2 separate regions of the Homo sapiens genome follow, and region 2 is linked to region 1. The links are chromatin loops, found by intact Hi-C in ENCODE. Cell type or tissue: mammary epithelial cell. All regions are shown on one strand. Links, peaks and the distances in the headings refer to the core of each region. The heading gives the core; the rest is flanking DNA. Region 1 overlaps SPIN1 (spindlin 1). Region 2 overlaps SPIN1 (spindlin 1).

Evidence for each region. A loop is a pair of places that touch in the nucleus more often than their neighbours do. Peaks named below come from ENCODE experiments on the same cell type or tissue, not always from the same donor. Only the 100,000 strongest peaks of a DNase experiment are listed, where the experiment ranks them.
Region 2: a loop joins it to region 1, with 8 times the contacts of the local background. A loop is called at or near these places in 2 of 110 quality-filtered maps.

What each region holds. Positions count from the first base shown.
Region 1 is chr9:88,473,124-88,485,079 of GRCh38, forward strand. SPIN1 (spindlin 1) reads left to right here. Exons shown (of 6, transcript NM_006717.3): 6 at 1,955-5,571. The coding sequence ends at 2,154. It also overlaps the pseudogene RPL21P85. Among named protein-coding and RNA genes, the nearest start is that of NXNL2, 56 kb to the right of the region's middle. In mammary epithelial cell, for the core only: no CTCF peak of the experiment used is centred there; a DNase peak (open chromatin) is centred at 4,398; H3K27ac peaks cover 2,294 bases.
Region 2 is chr9:88,421,464-88,433,419 of GRCh38, forward strand. SPIN1 (spindlin 1) reads left to right here. Exons shown (of 6, transcript NM_006717.3): 2 at 4,919-5,128. The coding sequence starts at 5,077. Among named protein-coding and RNA genes, the nearest start is that of SPIN1, 39 kb to the left of the region's middle. RefSeq lists an enhancer at 8,536-9,037. In mammary epithelial cell, for the core only: no CTCF peak of the experiment used is centred there; no DNase peak of the experiment used is centred there.

The sequences.
Region 1 (11,956 bases), core at 3,334-5,833:
GGCTCACGCCTGTAATCCCAGCACTTTGGGAGGCCGAGGCGGGCGGATCACCTGAGGTCAGGAGTTCGAGGTCAGCCTGGTCAATATGGTGAAACCCCGTCTCTACTAAAAATAAAAAAATTAGCCAAGTGTGGTGGAGGGCGCCTGTAGTCCCAGCTACTCGGGAGGCTGAAGCAGAAGAATCACTTGAACCCGGGAGGCAGAAGTTGCAGCGAGTCGAGATTGCACCACTGCACTCCAGCCTGGGCGAGAAGAGCAAGACTCCGTCTCAAAAAGAAAAAAAAAATTGTGTACATTTGTTATAAAGGGGTAATGCAACTTACATACTCAGGAATTTGTCATGAGAACATTTCTTTAAAAAGCATTTCTCCAACCTGTATGAGGTGACTTGAACATTTTTTTATAGATAAATAGAGCAAGTCCTGTTAACCTAATCATAGGAAATGCAAGGGCGTCTGCAATTCTGCATCGCTTTTCCTAGCCATTTTTTGATCTTCCCTCTCCTTTAATTCTCCAAACTTGTGTGTGTGTGTGTGTGCACGCGCTATGGAAGCTTATTACCTTTAGAAACAGTGGTGATGCTCTGATCTAATGATTTCTGAAAGGGTCCTGGTCGCGTACCCGCTCTGATGGTAAAACAGGCCTCTACATGACTCCCTTGGTTAGCTGAGTTACTATAAAATTCACGTGCGATTGTGTATTTGTAATTCTTTTGTAAACGTGCCACAAAAATATGGCAGTATGATGATACTGCTTAAGGGAAGAGAATTTTTAAAGAAAAGAGTTCAGCTTATATTTCTTTATTTCTTTTAAAAGAATTGATTATGCTCAGATGTTTTATTTTTATTTCTTGTGACTCTTAGTACCAGAGATCACAGTAGCAGTTTTTGGATTGTCATTCAGTGAGAGAATTTATTGTAACCGAAGAGGCAGACTACTATTAATACATGTACATTATATGGTCTACACCAGGATACCTGTGAGAGTAAAATGACATTACTACCAATTGTGCCAGGATAACATGGACTGTCTTATGTAGCTGGATCCTCTGGTTGCCCTACCTGAAGGCCACCTGCTACTACGAGGAAAAGAGCTTCGAGTTTTTCAGAACCCATGCAGAGTTTCTTAAAATAGAATTATAATTGCCTAGCAAACCCCCTCTCTTTTTTTTCTTTTACTTTGTTTTTTTGTTGTTGGTGGTGATGGTTTGCTGTTTCTGTGTGTTTTCTTAGAGGCTAGAGGCAGTACATTAATCTTGGGGACCTTTTAAACAGTACAGATGCCTGTGCCATCCTCAGAGATTCCCTTGTAGTTGTCCTGGGCTGAAGTTCATTCAGCACCAATTTTTAAAGCATGGAAAGCTTAAATTTTGGAACTGAGTTAGGAAGATGATGTGAAATGCAGTGAAGTTGAGGGGGAAGAAGCTTTAAGGATTCACAGAGTAAAACCAATGGTACTTAGGCATTTTAAATGTGTGCCATATTCTCAGTAATCCCTGTAGGAATTGTCTGCTTTCAAATTATATTTCAAAGCCACTCAAACTTATTTTCATTTAAGTGCAGCTACAGATTAAACATGGGCCAAAGAAATTTTTGGTTATGATTTTCAAAATTGTTCATATATCTAGATGGAGGTCGGCAAACTATGAAAAAAAGTTTTATTATTGGAACACAGCCACATCTGTTTATATACATATCATCAGTGGCTGCTTTTGTGCTACAGTGGCAGAGTTCAGCAGTTGGGACAGAGACCATATGACCCTAAGCCTGAAATATTTACTGTCTTGTCTTTTACGAAAACGTTTGCTGACTCCTGGTCTAGATAATCATGAATTCAGGCTATTAAAATTTTTTTTAAGTTATGAAAATAAATATGTGAGTTGATTTATATCTAAAAATTGACTTAGAAATTTTCTCTCTCTCTCTTTTTTTTTTTTTTTTTTTTTTTAATATAGATGATTCACCTCCAGCAGAAAGGGAACCAGGAGAAGTTGTGGACAGCCTGGTAGGCAAACAAGTGGAATATGCCAAAGAAGATGGCTCGAAAAGGACTGGCATGGTCATTCATCAAGTAGAAGCCAAGCCCTCCGTCTATTTCATCAAGTTTGATGATGATTTCCATATTTATGTCTACGATTTGGTGAAAACATCCTAGATGTCATCACAAACTCTGCCAAATTTGTGGAACTATGAAATGTATTATTTGTAGACATAAAGACTTGATTGCTTTCCAGTTTAATGAAAGCTTAAATGTCCCTGCGAACCCACAATCTCTGCCAGCAGAACTGGTTTTGTTCTGAATAGTACAGATTGATGTGAACACAAAGCATTTTGTGTAAGGAGAACCCCTTTCTTTTAAAAGAAGTCTGTCTATTTCGAGGGGAGTTACAGGCAAGTTTGGTAAAAGTTAAGCTAGTATCATAGTCATTTAAAATTGTAATAGATCTTAACCATTTTCCCCCTCACCCTAACTCTCTTATTCTGCCGCCACAATGCAAGCATAGTTTGATGTTTTCGTTATTGCCTTTTTTGAGATGTATGTATCTGTATCTACCTATATCTATATGTGTGTATACATATATAATATATACACACAGATACAAGTGTACACACACACACCACACACCACACACACCCCACTGGCAGTCTTTGTGGATTAGGATGGGGGTGACATAATTTTCTTGAGTTTAACAGGAGTGCTTTACCCAAGTCAGTCATGGATATGATATCACTGCTCTTTATTTAAAAGTAAACTTTGGGCACAGGAACCATATGGGAACATTCAGCTTGTTTAAAAAAAAAAAATCAGAAGTTCAGAGCACCTTTTCAATCTGGAGCCCTTAAACCATAAGTCCAAATATGAATTATTTGTGAACAGTTAATGACCCATATTAGAATTTTACAATCTGGTGAACAATCTGGGTAAAAGGCTACCTTTAATTCTAAGCTTCATTTTTTTTTGGGGGGGGGTTACATTTTAATCATAAATTCTTTTTTGCAAAGCCCAGGTTCTTGTTCCACACAGTGTAATGTAGGTGTATTTTGGACAGCACATATGGTCCATTGTGTACAAGTCAGTAATCTGGATTTCAGTACATGGATTTAAAAGGCAACAATCCATCACTGGTTTGTGTGTTTTTGGTTAAGTTTCTGGAAGAATACAATGCTTTTATATTGGAAGTATAAGTTTTGAGTGGCATTGTTGCCTTCTAACAAGCTCTCTGGGACTTTTAAAGTTTTATTACTATTATTGCTAATGTATGATTATGGTCAGAGACTTTCAACCCACCCCTTCCTGCCTACCCCTGGCTTTTCCTCACAAAGAATGTCTAGACAAACAGCAGCTTAGTCTCCTGACACCTCTTGTGGGGTGCATGTTCCTGCTCCAGGTATGCTGTTCATGTGGATTCATTCCATTCAGTGGCCCCTTGGGGTTTGCATGCCAGTGAAGCGTTACCATAGAAGAGCCAGCCGTTTGTGTTCGCTTGGTAGGTGTAAGTAATAGCAGCCCTTAGCCACGGAGTCTTTATGTGGTTTATTCCTGCAAGGTTGTTTTAAACTGAAATAGAACTGCTAGTGTGATTGGTTGATCAGCAAAACAGCTGCTCTCATTTTGTTTTGGAGGAACCCTGGTGGTTTGACAGCCAGGAGAAAGGCCATATGTGAAACCAGTCTCTTGTGGAGATTGGAAATCCTCCCTGATATTTGGGCAGAGCCTAAACGTGCATGCTTGTCACTCAAACACCAGAAGTTTGAATCAGAGGTCTGAGTGACCTCTTTTGTGGCTGTTCTTGATGGTTTCCAGGCCTCGTTATGCATGGTTTGCTTGATGCCCATTTTTTGTGCCTTGTGCTGTTGGATGGTAACGACCACTCACCATGTAAACACAGTACCTCAGTTTTCTGTCCACAGCTGCAGTCGCTCTGTCCCTCGTGCTTCACTGTGGGCAGCCAGGGACAAGCTTCTGAAAGCAGTGTGATACCCAAGTCATAGGTGCTTCTCGTATGTGAACAGGTGTCATTCTACAGATCTGTTATGTGTTTTCCTGTTGACTCTTAAGAGTCCCTGCATGTAAATCTCAAAGCTGAGCCTGGCTCCCAGAGTCCAGACTGACATTACAGCGCAAGAGTTTGCAAGTGTGTCCAGCATGCACCAACTGTGCAGAACTTGGCTCGGTAACTTTGCGTGGAAAAATAAAGTACATTTTGAAGTATCTTGAGGGTTGGGTCAATTGAGACATTTCTAGCATTACTTAATGACTTGCATTGTGGTTTTTCTGCAAGCAACTTTAATGACTTTTTTTATACCACATGGTCTCCCAGTTTCTAGATGAATGCAACATGATGATGGTGATGATGACGATGAGTTTAATCATTGTTCATTTATTGCCTTTAGGGCTGAGGGAAAGGGAAGGTTTGTTTTTTTTTCTCCCCATTTTCCCCCATTCTGTCTTTCTTTTGGTGACTTACACCACATGTAATGACGCTATGACTAATTCTGCTCCCAAGCCCTTGTATCTTGGGCTTCATTTTAGGCTCATGTGTCAGATCTGCATGCATTGCTTGCATTTTTCTGGTATCTGAATGTTGGTTCCTTGTTCCAGGAATTCAACATTAATTTCCAAAAGTATCATGGGACTTGTGACAATACAAGACATGAATCTATGTATAAAATTTATCGGCCTTTCTCATTTACCTGCTCTAGTATTATTGTATTGTGTGTGCGTGCGTGTGTGATGTCAGGCTGCCACGTAAAACTTCAGAGAAAAATCTTAAAAGCAGACCATCCTTTTTTGCATGCTCTATTCTAAGTAGAATGTTCAATGTAACTGACTAAAATTGCATGTTAAAGATATTTAGGTTTTTTTGTTTTCTTTATTTTTATTTGTTTTCAGTTTCCTGTATATTTGCTTACTGTGCCGTTTTAGTGGTTTTAGGATAAAAATGCACTGGTGAAGCAAATGTAGTGCCAACAGAAGGTGATTTTCCAGTTGTAAATGTCATGCAGCATTTGAAGGGACTGTGTTTTCTTAAAAAAAAATCACAGTTACTTCTAAACCAGATTTCATTTCTTTTATTGTTTTATGTGCCAAACCACGAAGTGCATTGGGCTTCAATCTCTGAACACTGTAGACCCATTAGAAGACTGTTCCGATTGTTACAAATTGTAGTGCCTGAAAACACTCTTAAGCTGATTGTCTTAACAAAATGAAAGTTCTCCAAAGACAAAACAGAACAATTATTATAACAAAATAATTATGGTTGAAATGTCTGTGGTTCCTTGGAAATGCTGCGCTCTTTGTGTTTTTCCATCATTAGTGCAGTTGGAATGAATGTGTATAGGTCAGAGGTCTTCGTGTTCACATTTTAAAATTAGGTAAATGACCTCATCTTTCAAGCTTGAATTCATTTTTAATTTTAATTTTATTTTATACAATGTGTAGACAGTTCCCTGTTCTCTGCATTTAGAAGTATACACAATATAAATCTGTTAATTCTGTAAGTAATTTTTATAATTATGATGTAACTCTATCTTATCCTTAAAACATTTAAAATAAACCCTTTATGTGCAACTCCTGACTGTAAAGTTTGTGCTGATGAGCAACATGTGATGTGTTAAACTTGATTCTGAAAAGTTTTTTGGGCCAAGTAACCTTTTCACCACATGTAAATGTCAGATATGCATAGAAAGAAATAGAATTTTTATTTGATAACATTCAATAATACCTGAAAGAAGAGGAGGCAGTCATCAATATCACACATATATTAAATATTGAAGTTTGCAATTTGACATTGAGAAAGTTTAACTTACAAGATCTTAAACTTAAAAAAATTCTTTTAAATATAATTAAATAATGGGTATTTTATACTTTTCACAAGTATTCTTGCTTTGAATATTTCTTATAATGCTTTTACTCATAAATAATAAACAATGGGATTCTATAGTGAAAAATCACTATTTCTCAATGCTAGGATACAAAAAAATGAAAGTAATATAGGCTGGTGCAAAGTAATAGCAGTTTTGCCACTGCTTTTATGGCAAAAAATGCAATTACTTTTTCACCAACCTAATATTAACACCTATGTATGTTTTATCTTTCTTGATTATTTTAATCAGTGAGGTAAAAAGTGGAATTTATGGCATGCTTTAATAAGATTTTTTTTTTTAATGTTTCCCAGTTCATTTTGGCCTAAGGATCTCATGCTTAAGTCTGGGATATTTACCTGCCTTTGGGAGAATGGTTGATACTTGGTGAGGGATGAATGCAAACTTGGGCTTTGGGACGCTGGGCTTCTAGGTTTGTGTCAGTGCAGTGCCTGTGCTCCAAGTCCATGGAGGTTACTGAGGTGGACTGAAGGCAGGGTCTACTCCGGCTTAGGTGGAAGAAGGCTGCAGTTCAAGGAGGAAATGAGCCATTGGGAAGCACAGGTGCCTCTCTTGAGTCTGGGTTTTCTGACCTTCCTTGCTGAAGGTAGATTATTCGTTGTCTGTGTTATCTGTCATGGGTACAGCTCTGTAAATATTGCCCCAAAAGTATAACAATGCAAGTTTAGTCTGAAGTTTGAAACTTGATAACTAGTATTTGTAAACTAATGAATCAACTCTCCTATTTAAAGCAGTCATCACTCTGTTGGAGAATTTTTGTTTTTTCTCTTGGTACAATTAAACTCTGTGATGACAAAAGCATTTGGTACTAATAAAGCATTCATAAATGCTTAATAAGTACCTTGCCAAGCACTTTCCACACTATTTTGTTTAGTTCTTAATGGTCTTTTGAGGAAGAGGCAGAGATTGAGTATCTCACGCAGGATTATAGGGGAATGAAGACTCGGATCTCTATTTTGTGCCCAGACTCTGAGCTGCTTTATGAACACCTCAATTAAATTACTTCATTGGAGTGATTTGAGTAATCTATCTATAGTGTAATATTTTCTATGAATAATTTTCTGTAACCTTATTTCATAAGTTAATATCTAAAAAGTGTTTATTTCCAAATTGCCAAATAAAAGGTTTTATATTAGTCATTAGAATGTAGGCATCTGTGTCTCTGTATGCTAAGAATTATAACCCAAAATTATTTTTGTGCTTAAAAAATAAATGATGTCTCCACGATGGCACGCATATACTTATGTAACAAACCTGCACATTCTGCACATGTATCCCGGAACTTAAAAAAATTTTTTTTCCATAACTAAAAAAATAAAAATAATGATGTCTTTTTTGGAGAGAAAGTATGCTGAAGAAATTTTAATAACTTTTCATCACAAGAATATAGATACTTTATTTTAACTTTTAAATCTATTCATTTGCTTATTTATTTTGAGACTGGGTTATGAGACTGGCTAATTTTTGTATTTTTGGTAGAGACAGGGTTTCAACCATGTTGCCAAGGCTGGTCTCGAACTCCTGGGCTCAAGCCATCCACCCTTCTCAGCCTCCCAAAGTGCTGAGATTATAGGCGTGAGTCACGGCACCCAGCCAGATAACTATATTTTAAAGACACTTTGAATATATCATGAAAGTAATATCTTCATAAACCTAATTTTTTTAACCATACAGGAGACTTAAAAAGCCTAGATTTCTTTTGCTCATAACCTACAATCTTATGTTTAATTTTTATAGTAATGAGTTTGTTCTGTGTCATATACTGGTAAGTTTTAGGCAGCATGTGGAGTTGAGAGAATTCATTGAGTCTTTAAGTTACTTCTCCAGCCATTCCTAGAGTCTTCGTCTGCCCTTATGATTAGTTTTGGTAAACCAAGTAGCAGACGGTTTTTTAATAATGTCATGGCACATAAGTTTGCCTAAACATGACATTGGCATTCTTTCTGCTTAATTTTCAAGTGAGGGCCCTGGACCAAGTGGTGCGTCGGCCCCTGTCAGCTCTGAGGTGACACACAAGTGCGGGGCCTTGCTGTGCATTTGTTTTTTTACGTTGACTGTTCAGTGAGAGAGGAGGCTTACTCCTGGCTCTGCTTTTACCATCCTCTTTCTCATTATTTTCAGTGTATGCTTTCTGGAGGGAAAGTTAAGAGCTTTATATACCACACAAACTACCTAAAATCCTTAATAGGGTAAGCAGATTATACATAACTTTAAAATTGTCTGTTTCTATGTTGGAATTACTGAAGCAGATTATAATGTGAAAGGACAGAAAGCCTTTTAAAAACCTTTATGTTGGGCTGGGCGCGGTGGCTCATGCCTATTGTAATCTCAGGACTTTGGGAGGCCAAGGTGGATGGATCACAAGGTCAGGAGTTCGAGACCAGCCTGGCCAAAATTGTGAAACCCCATCTCTACTAAAAATACAAAAAAATTAGCCGGGTATGGTGGCGCACGCCTGTGATCCCAGCTACTCAGGAGGCTGAGGCAGAAGAATAGCTTGAACCCCGGAGGCAGAGGTTGCAATGAGTTGACATCGTGCCACTGCACTCCAGCCTGGACGACAGAGTCTGTACAAGACTCTGTCTCAAAAAAAAAAAAAAAAAAAAAAAAAAAACCTTGATGTTAACATAAGTAACAGTTGTTAACAACCCAGGGTTGAGTGGCAGCATTGTGAATTGTCTTCAGATACAGATCGTGAAAATAACTCTAAAGCTTTTTCCTCGAACTTGTCTTTCTGTGGCTTTGTAAAAAATTGGATAGCTGCTTTCCTTGGTCTTCCCTGCACCTGCACACCGTGTATACAAGTGTGAGCCTCTGGTCTTCTCATAGAAAAGTCTGATGACTGTTAGAGAAATGACATCAGCAGTAGGTCTTTTTCCTAAAGTCAGTCTTTATCCTGTAGTGTGTTTACTCTTTGTTTTATTTATTGGGGACCTGGTTTTAACAAAATGTTACTTCCAGTTTTTCTGTAATAACTATGGTAAAGTAGCTTTAACCACTAGATTAAAGTAGCCACTAGATTCTTAATTTAATCTAAATCTGATGGATGCTACTAAGGACAAAACTGGTCATTTTCAGAGCAGTCCTGTAGGGGAGAGCAGTGTGTCAAAGACAAGTAAGCACAGTGCAGGCCTATGCCTGGCACAGGGCTTGCCGCTGTTCTGCCGGCCTGTCATCATTGGGTGTCACTTAAGGCCTTACAATGTTTTGCTTTGTTTTTTTCTTTCTTTCTTTCTTTCTTTTTTTTTCCATAGAAGGCGTCTCACTGTGTTTCTCAGACTCATCCTAAACTTCTGGACTCAAGTGTTCCTCCCGCCTCAGCCTCCCAAAGTGCTGGGATTACAGGTGTGAGTAACCATGCCCGGCTGGCTTTATTTTTGATGTTTGAGATTACGCTTTCAGTTCCACACAGTCGATTTTGCTTGTTATATAATGTTCGTTTTTAGGAAGATTTTAGTTGTTACATTTTTTTAACAACACTAGCATCTTCCAGCGTATATAAAAATTGTAATAAGCAGTGTTAAGTTTCACATTTTCTACTTTATTGTGATTGAGAAGACTATACATCTAACTTTTATGAATAAAGTGACACATCTGTGTGTGTTTGTTTTTTCTTGAGATGGAGTCTCGCTCTGTCACCCATGCTGGAGTGCAGTGGTGTGATCTCGGCTCACTGCAGTCTCCACCTCCTCGGTTCAAGCTATTTTCCTGCTTCAGCCTCTCGAGTAGCTGGGATTACAAGTGCTTGCCATCACACCCGGCTAATTTTTGTATTTTTAATAGAAACAGGGTTTCACCATGTTGGCCAGGCTGGTCTCAAATTCCTGACCTCAGGTGATCCACCTGCCTTGGCCTCCCAAAGTGCAGTGGGCATGAGCCACTGCGCCCAGTTCGAAGGGAGAAATCTGTGTTTTAAGTTTGCTTTTGCATTGTCTTAGTGTTCATGAACACTAAATTGTCTTCTTAGTTCATTTGTGAAACATGGTGCTGGAGTTTGCAGTCTAAGCTCATGGCTAGATGAGTAGTGACTTAAACAGCAGGTCTGCTTTCAGAATGTATTCCTGCAGAGAGTTAAGCTGCATTCTTTTAAAACGGACAGTTGTGCCCAGTAAAGTTTATCTGTTGAATACTACAGAAAAGTAACCATCATTGTATTTGTTTCTACCTTTAGGCCTTAGATACGTGATGTATTTAATCAGTCTTTTTCTTTCAAATATAACCTGAAATAGTTGGTCTTTGGAAAAGTTTAAAAAGTTGATTGTGTTTCTAAAGGGAGAAATTTCCAGATGTTAAAATTCACCTTGAATTTTTGGACATTCCGGCCTGGTGCGGTGGCTCACACCTGTAATCCCAGCACTTTGGGAGTCCCAGGCGGGCGGATTACTGAGGTCAGGAGTTTGAGACCAGCCTGGCCAACATGGTGAAACCCCGTCTCTACTAAATATACAAAAAAAATAGCCAGATGTGGTGGCACACACCTGTAATCCCAGCTACTCGGGAGGCTGAGGCAGGAGAATTGCTTGAGCCCGGGAGATGGAGGTTGCAGTGAGCTGAGATCACACCACTGCACTCCAGCCTGGCCAACAGAGCAAGGCTCTGTCTCAAAAAAAAAAAAAAAAAGATTTTTTTGACATTGCATCACTAATTCAGTTTCTGGTATGGATTTATAACATTGGTCCTCACAATCTAAGTAAAGCTAGCTGCTTTATCAATTCCAACAGAATCTCATTCTCTTAATGTGTGCTCAAAAGAAATAACTATCAAGATTGCGGGAGTGATTTCTAAAGGCAAGTGGGTCATTTTATGTTCTTCCATGTGGAGCTTTGTGACGTAGCAGAGAGTGTGAGTGGTGTCAATAGTATGGCAAGAAAACTTGCATATTTTGGTCCTGAGAAAGTGAAGGTAGTAGGCTGCCTTCCTAAAGGATTAGCAATTTAAGGGACGTTCTAGACCTCTAGTCTAGAAAATGTAACTGTTGGCTGGGCGCCATGGCTGACACCTGTAATCCCACACTTTGGGAGGCCGAGGTGGGCAGATCACCTGAGGTCAAGAGTTCGAAACCAGCCTAGCCAACATGGTGAAACCCCGTCTCTACTAAAAATACAAAAATTATCTCGGTGTGGTGGCACGTACCTTTAATCCCAGCTACTCAGGAGGCGGAGGCACAAGAATTGCTTGAACCCGGGGAGGCAGAGGTTGCAGTGAGCCGAGATCACGCCACTGCACTCCAGCCTGAGCAACAGAGGGAGACCCTGTCTCAAAAATAAAACAAAAAAAGAAAATGTAACTGCAGGTGAAGGTTTAATTAAACTTCTTTAGACTGGAATTTCACATGTTTTATCTATCAACTTTTGTTAAGAGGTAGGATCTCTTTTTGTCCCAGGCTGGAGTGCAGTGGTACAGTTACAGCTTACTGTAACCTTGAACTCCTGGGCTCAAGTGATCCTCCCAAGTAGCTAGACTACAGACAGGTGCCGCCACAGCCAGCTGATTTTTCAGAGACAGGATCTCTCTATGTTGCCCATGCTGGTCTTGAACTCCTGGCCTCGAGCCATCCTCCCACCTCGGCCTCCCAAAGTGCTGGGATTTGAGGCATGAGACACCCACACTCGGTCTTCAAGTTTTTATTGTAACTTATAAGCAAGTCAGTTCCAACTTAAATTGGTTTCAATGCTATTTAGATAGTAGCTAAAGTATGTATTTTCTTCTAGTATATTTTTAAAATGTGGGTATATATAAATAACTTCATAACCCACCTAAAATATTTTATGGGATAAAGTGGATATAAATAATTTTGTCCTTAGAAAGTTCTTTGCCATCTAATTATCATTTTTTAACATCTATTATTCCATAAATTCATAGGGACTAGGTTCCAGCAGCCCAGGCTCCTTTCCATTGGTTCTCACAAAGTGCGCTTCTCTGGGTAGAGCAGGCTGGCGTTTAGTGGAACCCAGACACCTTTCTCTGGCTTCCTCCTTTTTTCCAATCATTTTCCTTCACGAATTTCAGGAAGCTGTCCTGGCTCTTAAGAGTGCTCAGTATACTCTATACATAACACACATTAATTGTCT
Region 2 (11,956 bases), core at 4,606-7,105, 50 kb before region 1:
CACCCACAGCTATCCTTACTGTGTTGATTGATCACTTGAACTCCTGGGCTCAAGTGATCTACTCCTCAGCCTTCCAAAGGATTAGGATTACAGGCATGAGCCATTGTGCCTGGCCTTAAGTGTCTTTTGTAGCTTTCGCCAGCCCCCTCCCCCCGCCCCAACAAACCGTGTGTTTAGGGTTTATTCATTGTGTCTTATTGTTGAGTCTTTAGTCTCTTTTAGTCTAGAGCAGTATGTCTACCATTTTTCTTTTTTGACACTGACTTTTTGAAGAGTATGGCCCACTTTTCATGTACAAAGTCCACCTTTCTAATTTGTCTGTTTCCTCATGGTGTTGTCTAAGTTGCTTCTGCATCACCTGTATTTCTGTAAACTAGAAATTCGATCTAAAAGCTTGACTAGATTTTTTTTTTAATATATTTTATATTGCCACATTTCACCTGGAGGTAAAACATTTTTGACGAGTATTTTATAAGTGATATAGTCTGCTTTGCGTCATATCACATTAAGAAGTGAATAAAGCAAGGTTGATTCCCTTTTAATGATGCCAAATTGTTTTATCTTTCAATTCCGTTGTAGTGAAGGGTCAAGATTGCTCCATTGTAAAGCAGTAACATTTTCCCCTTTATAATTAACGAGTAACCTGTGGAGTTACTTGTTTTGATACCGTACAATTATTGTTCTCCAGCAACCTTTCTCTTGATAGTTTTAGCAACTATTGATGGGTCTCTCTGAATGCAGGACCTTCTTCTTAATGACCTTATAATAAAGCTCCATTTGACAATATTTTCCGTAACACTTGAAGGTTCTGCTAACCTAGAAATAATGCTAACTCTGAATCTAAAATTTTTTTGTTTCCTTCAGTTTTTTCCTTCAGTTTTCATTTACAAAGTTAATCACTTAGTAGAATAACTTAAGGTGAAGATGGTATATCTTTAAAAAAACCTGAGCAAATTAAATTTAGCCTTTTCCAGTCAAAGAAGAGTGGGATTTGTTTTAGAAAAGCTCTAGTTCATCTGAATTTTGAAAGCCTTACATGGCAGCTGTTAAAACCAGGGTTTTCATTAGTTAGCACTCATTAGTGTTTTCCTTTTGATCTGTCTCTGCATTTCTTTCTGGTCTTAACAGGAGTTAGGATAAGATCAGGTGGTTGAACTATTTATTACTTGCAACTCAAAAAAGAGAAAGGACTCTAAAATTTTATTTTATTTTTTAGATTACATCTCAACATGAGGGAAGGACTCTTTTTTCTTTTTTTTTTTTGAAATGAAGTCTTGCTCTTGTCGCCCAGGCTGGAGTGCAGTGGCACTATCTCAGCTTACTGCAACCTCTGCCTCCCGGGTTCAGGCGATTCTCCTGCCTCAGCCTCTGGAGTAGCTGGGATTACAGCTGCCCACCACCATGCCTGGCTAATTTTTGTATTTTTAGAGGAGACCGAGTTTCACTATGTTGGCCAGGCTGGTCTTGAACTCCTGACCTCAGGTGATCGTCCACCTCGGCCTCCCAAAATGCTGGGATTACAGGCGTGAGCCACCACACCCAGCTGAGGGAAGGACTCTTATCTGGAGTTTTGCGTTCTAATATTATTCAAATAGCCACCATGTATCCTTCCCCCACTGCGACTCTTCCTTCTACTCCTGTCTTAAATTTTTAGTTTATTAACAAGTTCAACTTGAAATTTTAATGAAGTGGAAAACAGCAGAAAATACTGCTAAGATAAGCTTAAATCTGATAGGAGGGTACATACTTCAGAATATCAGTAAGTTAAAATTTTCATTTCATTGAATGAATTTGTTAGGATAAATTGATTTTATGTAGTTTTAAAATTTCTTTAATCTGGCTGGGTGCAGTGGCTCAGGCAGAATTTTTTTTCTTGATCTTTGAAGTCATTCTGTAAATAGCACAGAAAGGGAGTGGAGTCATGGGATGTTTTTTAAAATTGGGAAATACTACATTATGGTTTGTGGGTTTTTTGTTTGTTTGTTTGTTTGTTTTGTGACAGTCTTGCTCTGTCACCCAGGCTGTAGTGCAGTGGTGCGATCTCGGCTCACTCTAACCTCTGCCTCCCGAGTTCAAGCAGTTCTCCTGCCTCAGCCTCCTAAGTAGCTGGGATTACAGGTATGCACCACCACACCTGGCTAATTTTTGTATTTTTAGTAGAGACCGGGTCTCGAACTCCTGGCCTCAGGTGATCTGCCCACCTCGGTCCCCCAAAGTGCTGGGATTACAGGTGTGAACCACTGTGCCCAGCCTACATCATGTATTTTTTTTTTTTTTTTAATAAAAAGCTCTTGATCTTCTTTATTTATTGTACTTTTTTGAGATGGGGTCTCACTCTGTCATCCAGGCTGGAGTGCAGTGGTGTGATCTTGGCTCACTACAACCTCTGCCTCCTGGGTTCAAGTGATTCTCCTGCCTCAGCATCTCGAGTAGCTGGGACCAAGGGCATACGCCACCATGTTCGGCTAATTTTTTGTTGTGTTTTTTGTAGAGATGGTTTTGCCATGTTGGCCAGGCTGGTCTCGAACTTTTGAGCTCAAGTGATCTGCCTACTTTGGCCTCCCAAGGTGTTGGGTTTACAGGTGTGAACCACTGCGCCTGGCCTTTACATCGTGTGTTGTATGTTGATGGGACTATGCTAGTGGTAAATGTATACAGAGAAAAAGTATGGGATTGATTAGGCAAGTGACAGGGTTGAATGTGGCTCAGAGATATTGCATCTTTTATTATGGAGACAAAGGGTACTGATCAGTTAGTCAATTTGGTGGTAAAGTGATGAGTAGTTGAGTAGTTCTCTTTGCTTCTGTTTTCCTAGCCAATAGCAAGCCTGTCTGCTGAGGCTGTGGGTAGTATTGTTGAATGCACACTTGAGATACGAGATTACAAATTTGAAGTGAAATTTTTGTATGTTTTTCATCCATGTTTAACCACTTTATGTTGTAAGCACTCTAGGAAGGGATTTGGGTTAGGGTTTTGCCATACAACAGTGACAAGAAGAGAAGGGAAGAAAATTGAGAAAAGCAATGGAATAATAATCATCGTGATGTGATTGACCATCCATGAAAATCTAAGCAGAATAATAAGGGAAGTTAGTCCCTGAGGGAGATAATGCGATATTGGAAAAACAATAAAGCTGTACATTGATACTGGTTGCATCAAATAATTGTTGGAATGGGAGTGTCAGTGTAAGAAAACTAGAATGATCAGAGATGGTTTTGAGTATGAGATACTTGAAATAAAGGTTTTGGGATTATTGCAGTTATTGTTGATAAAAAGGTCTGTGTTGAGACTGTGAGAATAGATGAAGTGTAGGGTAAGTGGTTTGAAGGTAGGGTGTGTAAGAGCCAGGCGGGAGGTTGAATGGATCATATGTGTGGATGTTGAGGATGTCAAGAATGTTGATGGGATCATGGAGGAAAAGAAGTAAAGCCAATACCATAATCTTCAACAAATGAGTGCTGATGACGGAAGATTCACAGGTAGAAAAGTAACAAAAAGGGATAGCTGTTATGACTAGTGTTATGGCATGTGCTTCTAGGGTGAGGATTGGGGTAGGAGAGATTGTGTCAGGGTGTGTGGTGACAAATGCAAACCATCTTTTTGGGGGAGCTATTGGTGGTAGGGTCATGTGGTCAAAGTAGACTGCACTTTGCTGAAGAACGACTTTACCTTCTGGAGAGGTTTGGGCAGGCTGGGGGAAGAGAGTAATAGGGGCCCATTAGATAGGTCTGAGTGGGAAGAGAGTTTAATGAGGGAAAAGAGGGATATGAGATTTGATGTGGCAGCTGGATAGGCTCTCAGGGAAAGGTGAGTAAGCAACCAGTTGTCCTGATAGCCTTCATCTTAGGCCTAGTCTCTCTACATCATTGAGTGGTGAAACAGACCTGCTGTATCTCTAGGAACTAAATTTGGTTTAAAAGATGACACTGCTTCTGGCAGGGTGCAGTGGCTCACGTCTGTAATCCCAGCACTTTGGGAGGCCGAGGCAGGTGGATCACAAGGTCAGGAGATTGAGACCATCCTGACCAACATGGTGAAACCCCATCTTTACTAAAAATACAAAAATTAGCTGGGCATGGTGGCGCACACCTGTAGTTCCAGCTACTCCGGAGGCTGAGGCAGAATTGCTTGAACCCGGGAGGCAGAGGTTACAGTGAGCCAAGGTTGCGCCACTGCATTCCAGTCTGGCGACACAGCGAGACTCTGTCTCAAAAAAAAAAAAAAAAGATACACTACTTCCATAAAATGACTTTGGCATTTGCATGGGTGAGGAACTGTCTTTGAGGCTCCGCTGAAATTTCTCGACCTTTTTCTTTAGTTTCTGGAAGCTTGTGAGCAGAAAGGGAAACTCAGAGACGTGTTTGGCTATAATTCTTTCTCTTGCCCAAGACCCTGGCCTGCTGATCTTCAGCCTTGCTGTTACTCTGTCTTGAACATGATTTCCTGTGCTGCCCCCGTGCTGTCCTTCCACTCTGCCTCCCCAGTAACCTCACACCCCTGTCTCCCACCCCCATACTCTGTTTCTTTGTGTCCCATTAGACAGATGGGCCATGCTGTCTAAATCTTCTGTGAAATCCCAGCATCCACCCTTTTCTGATTTCTAGCAGCAGGATGCTTTAGGATAATAATGGGGATGTCAGACAGCAGCTGTATTGTGTTCCAGTTGATCTTGGAAGAGCTTCACTTTTGGGTCTTGCACATGTCCCAGGCTTCTTTTTTTAAAGAGTCTATCACCTCTTTTTCTCCTTTCTACTTTGTCATGTCCTAAGAACCCAGGTCTTAGGAAATAAAGTTAATTGCTTTGGGACAAAATGCACTTTAGCTAATACTTTTGCTTAAAATTTTATGTTTAATGGCTCACTAGGCATAATTTTGCTCTCTTGATGCTCTAGTAATGAACTGTTTCACTATTTTACAGAGTGCTTGTGATTTCACGTATTTTTGCTGAACTCGTAAAAGAGACACTTGGATGGTGGATTAACCAGAACACTAACATTCTGTGAAAAGTTTCAAATTGGAGAATATTGAATTTTCACCCTAGTCCAGCAGCTCCGCTGCTCACTTAAATACAGATGAATGAAGACCCCATTCGGAAAGACACCTGGCCAGCGGTCCAGAGCTGATGCAGGTAGGCATTGCGGTTCTACACATATTTAAATATATACTTTAATATAATTCATTTCAAACAAGTGTAAAATTGGGTACTTTCACATAATAGCTAGTGAAAAACTTTGTCATTTCTAGTATGTTATACACATATGCATATATTAAGAAGCAGATTTAAGTTTCTTGAAAGGGAAGTAGTCACATGAAATTTCTGTATAATCCTTTAGCAGGTTATAAATGTCTAGTAAATTTAGCAAGTGAATTGTAAATATCTGTTAATAGGATTATAGTAAAAGGAGTTTTTTCCGGAAGAGTTAAAGTGAGGTGACATGAGTTGGATTTAGTGAGATTTAGTGTACTGAGAGCAACTTTTAGGAAGAAAGATAAACTTGGAATTTCTTGTGTTTACTTGAAAGAAGTTTACTGGTGTGGAAATTTTAATAAAAATTACATTCATTCTTATTTTTGTGGCACATAGCTAGTATAACTTGAATAGAAGTTAGTCTTTGCCTGATTTTTAGCGTGCCTGCCCCAATAAAGATAAACAAAATCTTATAGAATACCCTATAAAATAGGTAAGTCATACTTTCTTTGGGACTTGAAAAGCATTCTTCTCCATTTCAGACATATATCTGAATGTTGAAAAAGAACATTTTAGGGTTCTTTGACAAATGAATCAGAATTATTCTATAAAAATTATTAATAGTACAAACTTAAGTGATTTAGAACAATTTCTTCTATTTATTTACTGTAGTATTTGGAGTTCTGTTGTAGAAAAACCACAAGAATTAAGATTTCTAAGTACCCTTTATCTTTATTTTAGCTTCTCTTTTATAAAGATAATACTCATTTAAATATTTAATATTTGTCAGTCAGATTAATTTGGGTTGGTGATGACTGAAGTTTAAGGTATATGAGAGCTTACTCAGAATCCTAGCCGTTATTAGCTGTATAAAGATGGGCACATTTCTTAGTCCTCTTGAGCCTTAGTTTTTCTCATCTAAAAAAACGGGACTTTTTTTTTCTTTTTCTCTCTTTTTTTTCTTTTTTTTTTGAGACGGAGTCTCGCTCTGTCACCCAGGCGATCTTGGCTCCAGGTGATCTGCAGCCTCTGCCTCCTGGGTTCAAGCGGTTCTCCTGCCTTGGTCTCCCCAGTAGCTGGGATTACAGGCATGAGCCACCCTGCCCGGCCAGTTTTTTTGTATTTTTAGTAGAGATGGGGTTTTGCCATGTTGGCCAGGCCGGTCTTGAACTCCTGACCTCAAGTGATCCTCCCGCGTCAGCCTCCCAAAGTGCTGGGATTACAGGTGTGAGCCACTGCGCCTGGCCAAAAAATGGGACTATTAATGTACCTATTGGGGTTAAGGACTAAATGAGATGTGAGTCAAATGTTTAGGTAGTTGCCTGGCACTTTTAATAGTGTTATTATTGATCATAATGTTTAGAATAAGATATTTTTATTTCTTCTCATTAATTGAAAAAATTGCTGCCAGGTGTTTATTGACTGGTGAAACCTCCCAGGTCTCTGTCATTTGAAATAGTAATTCCTTTTCTAAAGTTCATATATGTACAGCATACAGCATTCCAAATTCAACATGCATTCTTCTTTTAAATTTCTATTTTTATTTTAGATTCAGAGGTACGTGTTCAGGTTTGTTACAAGGGTATATTGTATGGTGCTGAGGTTTGGGTTTCTATTGATGCTGTCACCCAGATAGTGAACATACTAGTTCCAGCAGGAAGTTTTTCAGCCCTTGCTGCGTCCCTCCTTCCCTTTAGAGTCCCCGGTGTTGATAGTTTCCATATTTATGTCCACATGAACCCAAGATTTAGCTCCAACTTATGAGTGAGAATATGCAATATTTGGTTTTCTCTTTCTGCATTAGTTCACTTAGGATAATGGCCTCTAGCTGCATCCTTGTTGCTGCAAAGGACTTGATTTCATTCTTTTTCATGGCTGTGAACATTGCTATTTTCTTTATCGATTTTGAAATCATCTTGTGAGGAACCTAGCAGGCTGAGTAAAGTGATGTGTAATATGGTATAAGTAACTGAAGGAACTAAACCAAAAGATTTTATTTTTTTTAAAGGGTGAGATTGTTAATCCTAACAAGTACTTTGATCTTACATTTTCTTATTCTTTGATTTTTTTATGGCATATGGCATAGGCTTAAAGACAAAATAGGTTCTATGTAAATCCTAGTTGGCGTGTGAGATATTTTAGCATAAGAGTCCGTGAGGTTATTTTTTAATGTTGTGTAAGAAGATACAAGAAAAACAAACCAAAGTGTTTTTTCTTGCCTATTCTCTCTTTCTTTTTTAAAGAGACAGAGTTCCTCTCTCTCACATAGGCTGGAGTGTGGTAGTATGATTATAGTTCACTGCAGCCTTGAACTCCTGAGCTTAGGTGGTTTCTGCATCAGCCTCCCGACTAGCTGGGACCACAGGTGTGTGCCATCAAGCCTGGCTAATTTTTTTGTAGAGACAGGGTTTCGCAGTGTTGCCCAGGCTGGTCTTCAACTCCTGAGCTGAAGCGGTCCTCCTGCCTCAGCCTCCCATAGTGTTGGGATTACACTTAATGAGCCAGTGTGCCTGGCCTCCACCTATTCTCTTATGTAATTCAATACAACACAGCACCTCTGGTCACCCAAATGTGGGAAGGGGAGGAGTTGCTTCCCACCAGCAATCAAGCAGTTCTGCAGCAGACATCATTTCACTTCAGTCCAATTCTGATACTGTCCACCTAGAGACAGCATCAAATCTCATAGGTTGAGGGCTCAGTCCCATAAGACCGCTGCTTGCTTCTGATGCCAGTTCAGATGCATATCTGGGCCTCTGGAACTTCTGGTCTGAACAGCCATAAATTGGAGTTTCCACAGCCCTGTCCCTGGGCTCAATTAGTTTGCTAGAGCAACTCACAAAACTCAGTGAAACACTTAACTTTTACCAGTTTATTATAAAGGGTATTACAAAGGATACAGATGAACAGCCAGATGGAAGAAGGAGAGATGCATAGGGCAAGGCATGCAGGAAGGGGCATTGGTGCATCTACCCCCCTCCAGGAACCTTCAGATAGTGTTGCGCTATCTGGAAGCTCTTCTAAACTCTGTCTTTTGTGGTTTTTATGGAAGCTTCATTGTGTAGGCATGATTGATTACATCAGTGGCCATTGATGATCAGCTCAACCTTCAGCCCCTGTCCCGTAACAGTGGGTGGTTGAAAGTCCTGATCCTTTAGTCATGCCTTGGTCCTACTAGAGACCAGTCCCCATCCTGAAGCTGTCTCTGGTTATCCCATTAGCATACAGAAGACACTTACCACTCCAGAGTTTCCAAGGGTATTGGAAGCTGTAAGTCAAGAGGAGGAGGAAGGCCAAATATATATATTTCACAGTATTACAGAAGTATAGCCTATTTTGGAAAGATTGCTGACCCCAGGATCAGTATTGTTTATAAAATAGAGTCTTAATCATTCTTCCTGTTAGCATAGACAAATGCTCTGCTGCTTCTAAGTCCCTGTATCAGTAACCAATGTGTCTATTTGCAAATGAAAGAAAAATCACCAAAAAAGGGTTTTGTCTCAGGCAGCAAGAAGCCCAGGTAGGCATTTCAGAGTTGGTTAGGTAGTTCAGCTATGCCCTCAGGCAGGTGTCATCTCAAAGGCTTCTTCACTCACATGGGCTGATAGGACTTAAATAGCCTGGAGCTTTAGCCACCCGGCCTCCTGGGCATCTCTTTTCTTATGGGGACCTTTACATGGAGGCTTCCAGATAGTATCCCTAAGAGAAACTGTCACAGCTGTGTGGCCTTTATCTAGCCTTGGAACTTATACAGGTTCACTTCTACTGCATTCTATTCATTGAGGCAGTCACAGAGGCTCACCAAGTTTCCAGGGAGGGAGCATAGACACTATACTTGATGGGAGAAGTAGCAAAGAATTTGTGGCTATGTTTTAAAACTGCTACAGTGGTAAATAGATTGGGTAGGCAACTTCCAACATCTGCCATGACCCCCAGTACCTGTCTTTAACATAGAGGGTGAATGATTGAGGAAATATTTGAAAGTAATAATTTTATATTTTCTTTATCTCATTCACATATCAGGAATTTCTGTTTTGAAAATAACTTACGTTTATCTGTGATTATGTTGAAATTTAACTGGTTGCTAAGTAGCAGTTTATGCCTAATGACATTGGGTAACAAGTACTATTAGGGTATATGGTAAAATTTTTTTTCACGTTTTCCCCTGGTGTTAGCCTCCATTTTTAGTATTTTAGCAAAGGTTGCAGTATTTTCCTTTTATGATATATTTTTTCTTTTTTTTTTTTTTTTGAGATGGAGTTTTGCTCTTGTTGCCCAGGCTGGAGTGCAATGGCACGATCTTGGCTTACTGCAACCTCTGCCTCCCAGGTTCAAGTGATTCTGCTGCCTCAGCCTCCCAAGTGGCTGGGATTACAGGCATGCACCACCACACTCGGCTAACTTTTTTGCATTTTTAGTAGAGACGGGGTTTTTCCATGTTGGTCAGGCTGATCTTGAACTCCTGACCTCAGGTGATCTGCCCGCCTCGGCCTCCCAGAGTGCTGGGATTATAGGCGTGAGCCACCATGCCCGGCCCTTTTTATGATATATTTTAATCATATTGATGGTACAAGGAATGTTAGTCATAGATGCTCATGTACCTACTACTCAAATTTAACAAATATTTCTCTCTCTCTCTCTCTTTTTTTTTTTTTGAGATGGAGTCTCAAGAGCTCTGTCGGCCTGGGCTGGAATGCAGTGGCATGATCTCGGCTCATTGCAACCTCCGCCTCCTGGGTTCAAGTGATTCTCCTGCCTTAGTCTCCCTAGTAGCTGGGATTACAGGCATCCGCCACCACGCCCGGCCAATTTTGTATTTTTAGTAGAGACGGGGTTTCTCCATGTTGGTCAGGCTGGTCTTGAACTCCCGACCTCAGGTGATCCACCCGCCTCGGCCTCCCAGAGTGCTGGGATTACAGAAGTAGGCCACTGTGCCCAGCTTTGAATGGCATTTTTATTTCTCATTCTTTGTGTGTGTCCAGTGGGTTTTATTCCCCATTCTTTGGAAACTTTTAGAATTGGCTTTTTATGTCTTCTGAAACTTTTATGATAATGCCTGTTAGTGTATATCTTTTTCATTTATTGTTCTAGGCTTTCAATCTTCAGATTAATCCTTTAGGTCAGGTACAGTGGCTCATAAACTATAATCCCAGCGCTTTGGGAAGCTGAGGTAGGAGGATCATTTGAGGCCAGGAGTGTGAGACTGCCTGGGCAACATGGTGAGACCCCTTCTCTACAAAAAATTAGCTGGGTGTGATGGTGTGTACCTGTAGTTTTAGCTACTCAGGAACCTGAGGTGGGAGGATCACTTTGAGCTCAGGTGTTGCTGCTGTGAGCTGTGATTGTGTCACTGCATTCCTGCCTGGGTGACAGACTGTCCAGAAAAAAAAATAGATTTATTCTGTAACAGTGTGGAATATTATGTTTCTTCTTTAACTGTCTCCTGTTTTTCTTCTTCTCTCTGAAATGCATGCTACTTGGATGTTTGGCCTCTTAGATTGATCTCCATCACCCTCCCCTGTGCCCGTCCCGCCCCCCCCACCCCCAGTTTTTTTTTTTTGAGACAGAGTCTTGCTCTGTTGCCCAGGCTAAGTGCAATGGCATGATCTCAGCTCACTGCAACCTCCACCTCCCGGGCTCAAGCAATTGTCCTGTCTCAGCCTCCCAAGTAGTGGAATTACAGGCATGCGCTACTGCCCTGGCTAATTTTTGTATTTTTAGTAGAGACAGGGTTTCACCATGTTGCCCAGGCTGGTCTCGAACTCCTGACCTCAGGTGATCCATCCACTTCTGCCTCCCAAAGTGCTGGGATTACAGGTGTGAGCCACCCTGGCTCCTTTTTTTTTTTTTCTTTGAGACAGAGTCTTGCTCTGTCACCCAGGCTGGAGTGCAGTGGCGCGATCTCGGCTCACTGTAACCTCTGCTTCCCCTGTTAAGCTGTTCTCCTGCCTCAGCCTCTGGAGTAACTGGGATTACAGGCGCATGCCACCATGCCCAGCTAATTTTTTCTTTTTTCTTTCAGTAGAGATGGGGTTTCACCATGTTGGCCAGGCTGGTCTCGAACTCCTGATCTTGTGATCTGCCTGCCTTGACCTTCCAAAGTGTTGGGATTGCAGGCATGAGCCACTGCGCCTGGCCCATTTTCCCATTCTCTGGGGGAGCTTATTTACTTTATATTTTCCCACGTTTTCTGTTTTGTTTTTTGTTTTTTTTAATTTCAGTCAGCAACTTAATTTCTAAGTGCCTTCCCTCTTCCTCCCCCATTTTCTTTTACACAGGCTGGTTTCAAACTATTGGGCTCAAGAGATCCTCCCACCTCAGCCTTTCAGGTAGCTGGGAATACAGGCACATGTACCACTGCATCCAGCTTTTTTATTCTCATACTTGTTTATTTCATAGATACAAGTAGCTTATGTTTCTGGGGATATAAATTACTTTTTGTTTGTTTTGAGATAGGGTCTCGCCGTGTCACCCAGTCTGGAGCACAGTAGCATGATCTTGGCTCACTGCAGCCTCAAACTCCCAGGCTCAAGAGATCCTCCCACCTCAGCCTCCTGAGTAGCTGGGACTACAGGCGTGAGTGCCACCACGCCCTGCTAATTTTTGTATTTTTTTGTAGAGATGGGGTTTCGCCATGTTGCCCAGGCTGGTCTTGAACTCATGAGCTCAAGTGATCCACTGGCCTTGGTCTCCCTAAGTGCTGGGACTACAGTCATGCACCAGTGTACCTGCTTATAAATTGCTTTTTAAATAGCCTTTCTAGTGTTAGCC